Linked DNA regions of Homo sapiens: region 2 is linked to region 1. The links are chromatin contacts, found by Hi-C or POLR2A ChIA-PET in ENCODE. All regions are on one chromosome and are shown on one strand. Each heading gives the region's core, a stretch centred on a gene start or an enhancer-like site at or near the end of the contact. The rest is flanking DNA. Distances are from core to core; before and after follow the strand shown. Region 1 holds the start of MRC2 (mannose receptor C-type 2). Region 2 overlaps MARCHF10-DT (MARCHF10 divergent transcript).

What was found. Hi-C counts contacts between places; a loop is a spot of excess contacts on that map. ChIA-PET counts read pairs that join two places held with the same protein, here RNA polymerase II (POLR2A). Pooled maps may share reads with other maps.
Region 2: a pooled map shows a loop between it and region 1 (2.0-fold over the local background). The contact joins the enhancer-like site here to the promoter of MRC2 in region 1. A Hi-C loop is called at or near these places in 2 of 50 pooled maps. POLR2A ChIA-PET finds 5 or more read pairs at or near these places in 4 of 52 experiments (H1, Panc1, WTC11 and 1 more).

Annotation. Positions count from the first base shown.
Region 1 is chr17:62,625,441-62,629,708 of GRCh38, reverse strand. MRC2 (mannose receptor C-type 2) reads right to left here and starts at 2,039. Exons shown (of 30, transcript NM_006039.5): 1 at 1,789-2,039. The coding sequence starts at 1,906. LOC107985020 (a long non-coding RNA gene) reads left to right here and starts at 1,659. Exons shown (of 2, transcript XR_001752961.3): 1 at 1,659-1,864; 2 at 2,700-3,272. RefSeq lists silencers at 1,410-1,479, 1,680-2,119 and enhancers at 3,313-3,813, 3,814-4,268.
Region 2 is chr17:62,822,437-62,826,704 of GRCh38, reverse strand. All of the region lies in intron 1 of MARCHF10-DT (MARCHF10 divergent transcript), which reads right to left. Among named protein-coding and RNA genes, the nearest start is that of MARCHF10-DT, 16 kb to the right of the region's middle. RefSeq lists an enhancer at 824-1,560. Within about 2 kb of position 1,929, at least 4 of the 41 ENCODE cell types and tissues checked have a DNase peak (open chromatin) inside an H3K27ac peak, as active enhancers do; they include Panc1, where a contact is called at or near this core.

The DNA.
Region 1 (4,268 bases), core at 790-3,289:
CAGAGGCTCTGAACAGGCTTCCCAGGGTAGGGCCCAGTGGAATTTGGCAGGGCAGGGGCAAGCGCACTCTGTGCAGAGGGCACGGTTCCGAGGGAAGGAACCTGCAGCAGCTCCATCCTCCTCCTGCTCAGCTGCTGCTGGAAGACCTCACACTGCCTGCCACCCAGATCCAAGCCTCCTCAGGGTGTGGTCAATGCAGTGCCAACGGGAAGGGGACCCTCTGAGGCTATTCATCCCTGGACACAGCCCCAGGGAGGGCCAGGCACAGAGACCAGGAGGAGGAGGGACACTCCAGGCGTCCTTGTCCTCCCTGACCGGGCCTCTCACCAGGCACTTCCAGCCCCCTCTATGAAAAGCTCCAGGGGGAAAGGCCGAGTCAGCACTCTGGCCACAACTCTCTCCCAGGGCCTGGCTTTAAAGTGTGCTCTGGAGCTCTGGGAATGGCCATCCTCCCCACCCCTTCCCACCGCCTGCCTCCTGAGGCCCTGCGCAGAGGAGCAGAGGAAGGCAGGAGTGCGAGGAGGTAGGGGAACTGCCTGTGAGGCCGCCCTGCAGTGGGTTAGGGGGTTACCCGGCCTGGTTTGTGTCTGTCCCACATTCAATGCCAGGTGGGCCCAGAATTGCCCCGGGGGTCTCCGGTTGGTGTGAATGTGGGTCACCGTGGCCCCCACCTTTCCCATCTGGCAGATATGTGTCTTGTGCCTACGTCACGCCAGGCCAACCCAGCAAGCACGGGCCAGGCTGGAGGCCCCAGACTCTCCAGGGGGCTGTCTGGTCCTTGCACAAAACTGCAGACACTGCACGGACTGTCCCCATCCCCCAATTAAACAGCCAGCAGGACCAAGCTGGGCCGGGCGATTCCCCCGGTCACTCCAGACACCCCCACCCCCACTCCCCCAGGAAGTGGATCTTTCCTTTCAACTCTTAGATTCTTGGCGAGGGATCTGTCTGTCCCCACACTTCACTGTTACCCCTGAATAAGGAGCAGGAAGAGAATGGCACAGTTTTGGGGTTTTCTGATTTTTGTTTTGTTTCCTGTTCGTTGGGTTTTAAAATCTTTAGCAGCTCTTTTGCCGCTCAAGGTCTGTCCCCTCTGGAGGGCCACTAGTGTGCCCAGAGCTGCCCACGCTACGCAACATCACAGCACGGCGGCGCCCAGCCTGTTGCTGCGTCCCAGTGGCAGGAGCCTCCTCACAGGGCTGCCGAGCTCACGCGGGGCGGATGCCGCGCGCCACAAGCCTCCTTGAAGACTAAGTGTGGAAAAGAAAATATCAACGCCCACGAGATGCAGGGGGCGGGGGGAAGGTGGGGGAAACGAACCCTCGCGGATAGTTGGAAAGCCGTCCTAACGCATCAGTCCTGGGGCAGAGCGAGGAGACTGGGCCCGGGAACTCCCGGACAGAGAGCCCTGGCTCCCCGGGCGCGCCCTGCAGGTCCCCTGCCGAGGACGGGCCGGCGCCGGGTGGTCCGGGAGCGCGGTGCGCGGGGGTCCTCAAGAGCCCACCCGCTTCCTCCTAGGCTGCTGGAGTCCCCCGGGCTCCCCTCCCCCGCCGCCCGCCACATCTGGTTCCACTCAGGTCCTCCCCCACCTCTAGGCGCGCTCCTCCTCCCCTCTCCTCCCCCGCTTTCAGAAAAGCGGAGACGAGTTTTAAAAACCCAGTCACACACACACGCACACACGCTTCTGGAGAAAAGAGGGGGGAAAAGGAGGGAAAAGTCGAGAGCGGCCCGCGCCTCGGCGCTCCCCCCGCCCGGGCCCTGAAGTTGGCCAAGTTGGCAGCGCCTTACCCGGGAGGGCGGCGTCCCCAGGGGCGCCGGGACGGCCGAGGTGCAGGCACCCGAGGAGCAGGACGCAGCGCAGCAGGTGACGAGGCCAGGGCGCGGGGGCCGGCCGGCCGGGCCCCATCCCCGAGCGCGGCGCTCAGTGGACGCGGGGACCGAGGGCGCACAGGCGCAACGCGCTGTGGCAGCCCCGAGGCTGGGCTGTGATGACCGCCCGCAAGGGGCTCGCGTCCTCCTCCGGGTCGGGACGAAGTGATGCCTCCCGGGGAGGAGGAGGGAGGAGGCAGCCCGGGCGGAGGGAGGGCGGAGGGAGGAGCGCAGAACCGGGGAGGAGGGTTCGAGGGGTAGAGGGGAAGGGAAGTGGGCAGCGTGGGAGGGGAAGGGGAGGAGGCGCGGGTCTGGGGCTAGAGCGTCGGGAGGGAGAGAAAGGGGTGGCGGAGAGGAGGACACGCCGGGTCCAGGAGGACCCCAGCGTGCGCCCTTTCTCTTGCTGCTCTGTTTCCCAGTCTCTCCCCGCCTCGCCTTCCCTCTCTTCTGTCCCGGCCAGGATCCCCAGACGCTGCGTCACAACTCCCCCGCTGGCGCGGGCGGGGAAGCAACTGCAAAACTTTCCGCAAACTTCACGGCGTGGTGGGACCTGGGCTACGAGGTCCGGCCAGCCCGGGGCGGGGGCGTGCAGCTGACCCAGGTGGCCAGACCCGGGCCGCCAGCATCCGCCCCGCCATCCCGCCTCTTTCTGCGGGCGTCTCCAGCAGCCTAGCATCCCCTACCTCCATGCCGAGGAGGACCCCTCCCCCGGTCTGGTGGGGAAGGGGCGGAGCCCAGGGCCTGGCCACCAGGGCGAAGATTGGGGGAGGGGGAGGCAGAGCCCTTGTTACGTGTGCGGAGCGCAACAATTCTTGCACGTCTTGTTTTAGCATTTTCGTGACCCCTGTGTCAGTGTTCCCGGTGCAGGAGTGTAGCACTTTTGCTTGTTGGGGCTGCATCCAGAAACCTGGGGAAAATCTGTCCACTGGACGTCTCAGAAGACCGGCATCATCACTCCCACCAACTGGACTGCTGGCCGGTAGCAAAAGACCAGCTGGAAATTTCATAAAAGGTTAGACAATCCACAGTTACTCAGTGTTACGCAACAGGTCTCTGCAGCACAGAGCACGAACTGGGGAGTCAGGATGCTGGAGTCCAGCCCTGCCTCTCTGCGGATTCCCTGCCTGACCTTGGGAAAGCCTCTTGGGGTCTCGGGGCATAGGGCAGGACTGAGACGTTGAGACCCCAAGTGCAAAGAAGACACATTTCTCCTACCACGAGTAATCAAAAACACTATGAAACTGTAATATGGGCCGGGTGCGGTGGCTCACGCCTGTAATCACACTTTCGGAGGCCGAGGAGATTGAGCCCAGGAGTTGAAGACCAGCCTGGGCAACATAGGCAGATCCCATCTCATTTTGTTAATATAAAATTTTTAAATAATAATAAAACTGTAATATAAATTGTATTGTTTCCTATCTTGTCCACCTTGGTATGTTTTTTGGAAATAAATTCAATTTTTTTCCTTTTTATTCCTCCTATCTTGGGTAAATGTTTCCCCAACTCTGCAGTGGGGGTGTTGGGTCAGAAATGCTCACTCGTCTCTTCCCATCTCTGTCAGGCTGAGGCTCTTGGTAAACAGTCCAGTGGTAATAGAGCCTCGAAGCAAGCCCCCACTGAAATCCCCTAGAGGCCCCTGGAAAGGGTCCCATTAGCCACCCTTTGGTTAGCAGCCAGACCAACAAAGCCCCTGCACTCCACGGCTAGCTTCAGCAGGTCCGACAGGGCCAGGTCCCTTCTGGTGGCTGTGGCTCCACTGCCCCTTGGGACATGTCTTCTTGGTGTGGCATGTTCTGGGATCTCAGTCCTCTGCACACAACAGGCCATGCTGGAGCTGCCTCAGAGGTCCCCCTCTTGGCCTTCCCTCTTGCACAATCCTGTAATCTCTGAAGGATTTAAGGATTTGCCGGCTAAGCTGCTCTCTCGCTCTCAGAACACAGGATACTCCTTCCCCTGAAACAGGGCTGGATTCCCCCTTCTCCAGCAGCTTGAGTAGGTTTCGGCGTTTCCTGCTGGCCTTCCCTCCTACTATCAGTGGCAGGACAGAAGCCCACCCCTTGACATCACCAGCGCAGAGCATGAGGCCAGAGAGCCCACCACTTGCCGGCACCAGGTCCCGCCATGCCGGGCACACAGGAGGTGTGCTCTCGTCTCTTCACCCACCGGCTCAACAAGCACCGACTGCTAGCCCTGTGCTAGCTGCTAGAGAAAGAGAGATGGGCAAACACAGTTGCAGCCCTAGAGGAGCCTCATTTAGTGGGGGAAAATAAACGTTTTGCCATATTCCAGGCAAAGAAGACGCAAGGGCTGAGGAGCACAAAAGTGTGCTGCTCTCGCAGGGACAGAGGTTGGTTCAAGCTTCTAAGGCCCAGTTCTAGTCTCTGTCAAGGGTGAGACTT
Region 2 (4,268 bases), core at 680-3,179, 200 kb before region 1:
AAATCACAAGTGCCTCACCCAAAATAAATAATAAAGTGGAAAGTGAGAAAATGAGTAACATTTAAAAGGGGAACAGAGGTGGGACTTCTGAATTACTTTTCCTTCTGGTACCAGTGTTGACTGTCATCAGTTTCACAATGTCTAAGGCAAGGTAAGGACAGGTTGAGTATCCCTTATCTGAAATGCTTGGGATCAGAAGTGTTTCGAATTTCAGATATTTTTCAGATTTGGGAATATTTCTGTATACAAAATGAGCTATCTTGAGAATAGAATTAAGTCTCAACACGAAATTCATTTATGTTTCATATACACCTTATTCACATACCCTGAAGGTAATTTTATTCAATATTTTTAATGATTCTGTTCATGGAACAATGTTTTGACTGAACCCATCACATGACGTCGAGTGTGGAACGTTCCCCTAGTGGTGTCATGCTGGCGCTCAAAAAGTTTCGGATTTTGGGCCGGGCGCGGTGGCTCACGCCTGTTATCCCAGCACTTTGGGAGGCCGAGGCGGGCGGATCACGAGGCCAGGAGATCAAGACCATCCTGGCTAACACGGTGAAAACTCATCTCTGCTAAAAATACAAAAAAATTAGCCGGGCGTGGTGGCGGGCTCCTGTAGTCCCAGCTACTGAAGAGGCTGAGGCAGGAGAATGGCGTGAACCTGGGAGGCAGAGCTTGCAGTGAACTGAGATCGTGCCACTGCCCTCCAGCCTGGGCGACAGAGCAAGACTCTGTCTCAAAAAAAGAAAAAAAAAAAAAGTTTCGGATTTTGAATTTTTGGATTAGGGATGCTCAACCTACATGATGGTATTAGGCCAACATTTTAGAAACCAGTAAAACTCGATATTGAATATGATGAAGTCATATTCCTTGGTGGTGTATGTCTGTAATCCCAGCTACTCGGGAGGCTGAAATGGGAGGATGGCTTGAGCCCAGGAGGTCAAGGCTATAGTGATCTGTGTGTCACTGCCCTTCAGCCTGGGCAACAGAGCGAGACCATCTGAAAAAAAAAAAAGTCTTGGACTTATCTAAAAGATGTATTCTGAAGCCTCACAAGCAGAATATAGCTCACGAGTGGGTTTTATTTGACTCTTACAGTGTTTTTCTAAAAATCAAACTAGTTGCCAACATTCACAAAACAGGGTTTTTCACAAAAACCAAAACAAACAAAAACCCAAATTTGCGACTTCTTTGAGAAATTGGAAGGACTGGACTTGCATTGCATCCTCCCCGCATAGCTAGGAGGAGCTTGGGCCAGAGCCCCCACCTAACCCACACTACTCACATGCATTACCTGCTCTGAACTCAGATATATCTGAGTGTGAGACCCTGTTAATGGGTCACTCTGGCTTAGGCTGTGCATCAATGAGACTCATCAGACTCAAGTGTTTGCTTCTTTGGGGCCCCTCCCTGTACCCTCTAATTAAACTCTATATTCAGTATAGGGTGTCAGGTCCCAGTTGGGTCTAAAATGGGAGGCATTTACAGCCATGGTCCCGGACCAGAATCACTTCAATGTTTTCACTGATCTGAAGATTTTCTTGGCAAGTAAGGGTTCAGAGAAGTTTGTTGAAGTTTGTGTCTAAGCTAGGTTAAGCGGAGGAATGTGTCTCAATTCAAAATGAGAGCAACTCTGGGGTTAAGCAAGAGAATGACCCATGATGAAGGTATTATGGAAATGTCCTCTGTGTGAGCTGGGTAGAGAAGAATATCCGGATTCCGGGCTTCACTCTGCCTCTAACAAGCTGTAAGATGAGTCACTGACCTCAGTTAGCCCCTGTCTCTTCACCTATAAAACAAAAGGGATGTTTCTGCATTTAGAGCCCAGCCCCTACGTTAGAATCACCTAGGGGACGTCTAAAAATGTTGATACTTAGACCCCTCCCTAGGCCAGTTGAATCTGATTCCTTGCAATGAGGGTCCAGGACACAGTTAACAAGATCTCCAAGGTCCCTTCCCATCCTCTAATTCTGTGGTCTCAGTGGCTTGGGAGCAGATGCCAGAATAGCCATTAACTCTGTTAATTTCTCCTGTATGTCAGATTGCCAGCAAAGAACATTCATTTCTCACACACACACACACACACAAACACACACACACACACACACATATAGAGGTGTGGTCATTGTTTTTCATTTTCTTTCTTTTTCTTTTTAATTTTTGAGACAATGTTTTACTCTGTTGTCCTGGCTGGAGTATAGTGGCGCAATCAGAGCTCACTGCAGCCTCACCCTCTCAGACTCAAGCTATCCTCCCGTCTCAGCCTCCCAAGTAGCTGGAACCATCTCTACTAAAAGTACAAAAATTAGCTGGGCATGGTAGCACACACCTGTAATCCCAGCTACTTGAGAGGCTGAGGCAGGAGAATTGCTTTAGCCTGGGAGGTAGAGGTTGCAGTGAGCTGAGATCGTGCCACTGCACTCCAGCCTGGGTGGCAAGACTCTGTCTCAAAAAAAAAAAAAAAAAGTGTTGGCCGGGCGTGGTGGCTCAAGCCTGTAATCCTAGCACTTTGGGAGGCCAGGACAGGTGGATTGCCCAAGCTCAGGAGTTCGAGACCAGCCTGGGCAACATGGTGAAACTCTGTCTCTACTAAAATACAAAAAATCAGCCGGGCATGGTAGCGGGTGCCTGTAATCCCAGCTACTTGGGAGGCTGAGGTAGAATTGCTTGAACCCAGGAGGCAGAGGTTGCAGTGAGCCAAGATCATGCCACTGCACTCCAACCTGGGTGACAGAGCAAGACTCTGTCTCCATTAAAAAAAAAAAAATGTTTTAATTAGCTGAGCAAGGTGGCATGCACCTGTAGTCCAGAGGCTGAGGCAGGAGGACTGCTTGATCCTAGGAGTCCCAGACCAGCCTGGGCAACCTAGCGAGACCCCATCTCTACAATAAATAAAAATAAAAATAAATCACTGGGTGTGGTGGTGCACAGGCCTGTAGTCCCAACTATTCAAGAGGCTAAGGTGGGAGGATGGCTTGAGCCCAGGAGTTCAAGGTTGACTGAGCCATGATTGCATCACAGTACTCTAGCCTGGGCAACAGAGTGAGGCTCTGATTCTAAAAATAAAAAATATTCATTACATGTTGAAACGACAATGTTTCAATTTAGTGGGTTTAGTAAAATATGTTATTAAAATGAATTTCACCCATTTCCTTTTACTTTTCTGAATATTATTCCTAGGAAATTTGAAATTACTTATATGACTCATATTTCTATTAGATAGTGCTAAAAGGTGTCCACTTTCTGAACCTCTTTTTTTTTTTTTTGAGACAGAGTCTTGCTCTGTCACCCAGGCTGGAGTGCAGTGGTGTAATCTCGGCTCACCGTGAGCTCTGCTTCCTGGGTGATTCAAGTGATTCTCATGCCTTCCAAGTAGCTGGAATTACAGGCGAGCACCACCCCATGCCCAGCTAATTTTTGTACTTTTGGTAGATACAGGGTGTCGCCATGTTGGCCAGGCTGGCCTTGAATTCCCGACTTCAAGTGATCTGCCTGCCTTGGCCTCCCAAAGTGCTGGGGTTACAGGCATAAGCCTCTGTGCCTGGCCTCTGAACCTTTAATTGAAGACTGTAGTTTGTTGTTCGCTTGTTTGTTTGTTTTTTTAGACAGCTTCTCATAATGAACTAAGTTGAAGGTCTGAAAAACATCCAATTGCCAGTCTTTACTGCACAGGGCACTGACTGTAACTATACAACCCTGATGGTTGGGGAAACAAATGTGGTACTTTCTGTGAATATGACAATTTTGTACACTGAAATATGGTCCATGGGAGAATCCTAGTGGAACGCTATGACTGGGAATAAGGTGGAGGTTCCTGGTCAGTTCCCCCTGCTTTCTATCTCACATTAGAGGTAGAATTTCAATGTATGTGCCACACCAGTTCTGCCCTCATGCAGTAAACATACGAGTGGTAAACCATGAACCAAAATAGTGAGTGCATTTAAAAGAGACATTTAAACGTCCAGTCCCATTCACTGCAACTTTGTTTTACTTTTGCTTTCTTTCTTGCTCTGTCACCCAGGCTGGAGTGTGTGGCACCATCTCGGCTTACTGCAACCTCCTGGGCTCAAGTGATTGTCCTGCCTCTGCCTCCCAAGTAGCTGGGATTACAGGCATGCACCACCATTCCCAGCTAATTTCTGTATTTTTAGTAGAGACAGGGTTTCGCCATGTTGGCCAGGCTGGTCTTGAATCCTGACCTCAAGTGATCCGCCCGCCTTGACCTCCCAAAGTCCTGGGATTACAGGCATGAGCCACTGTGC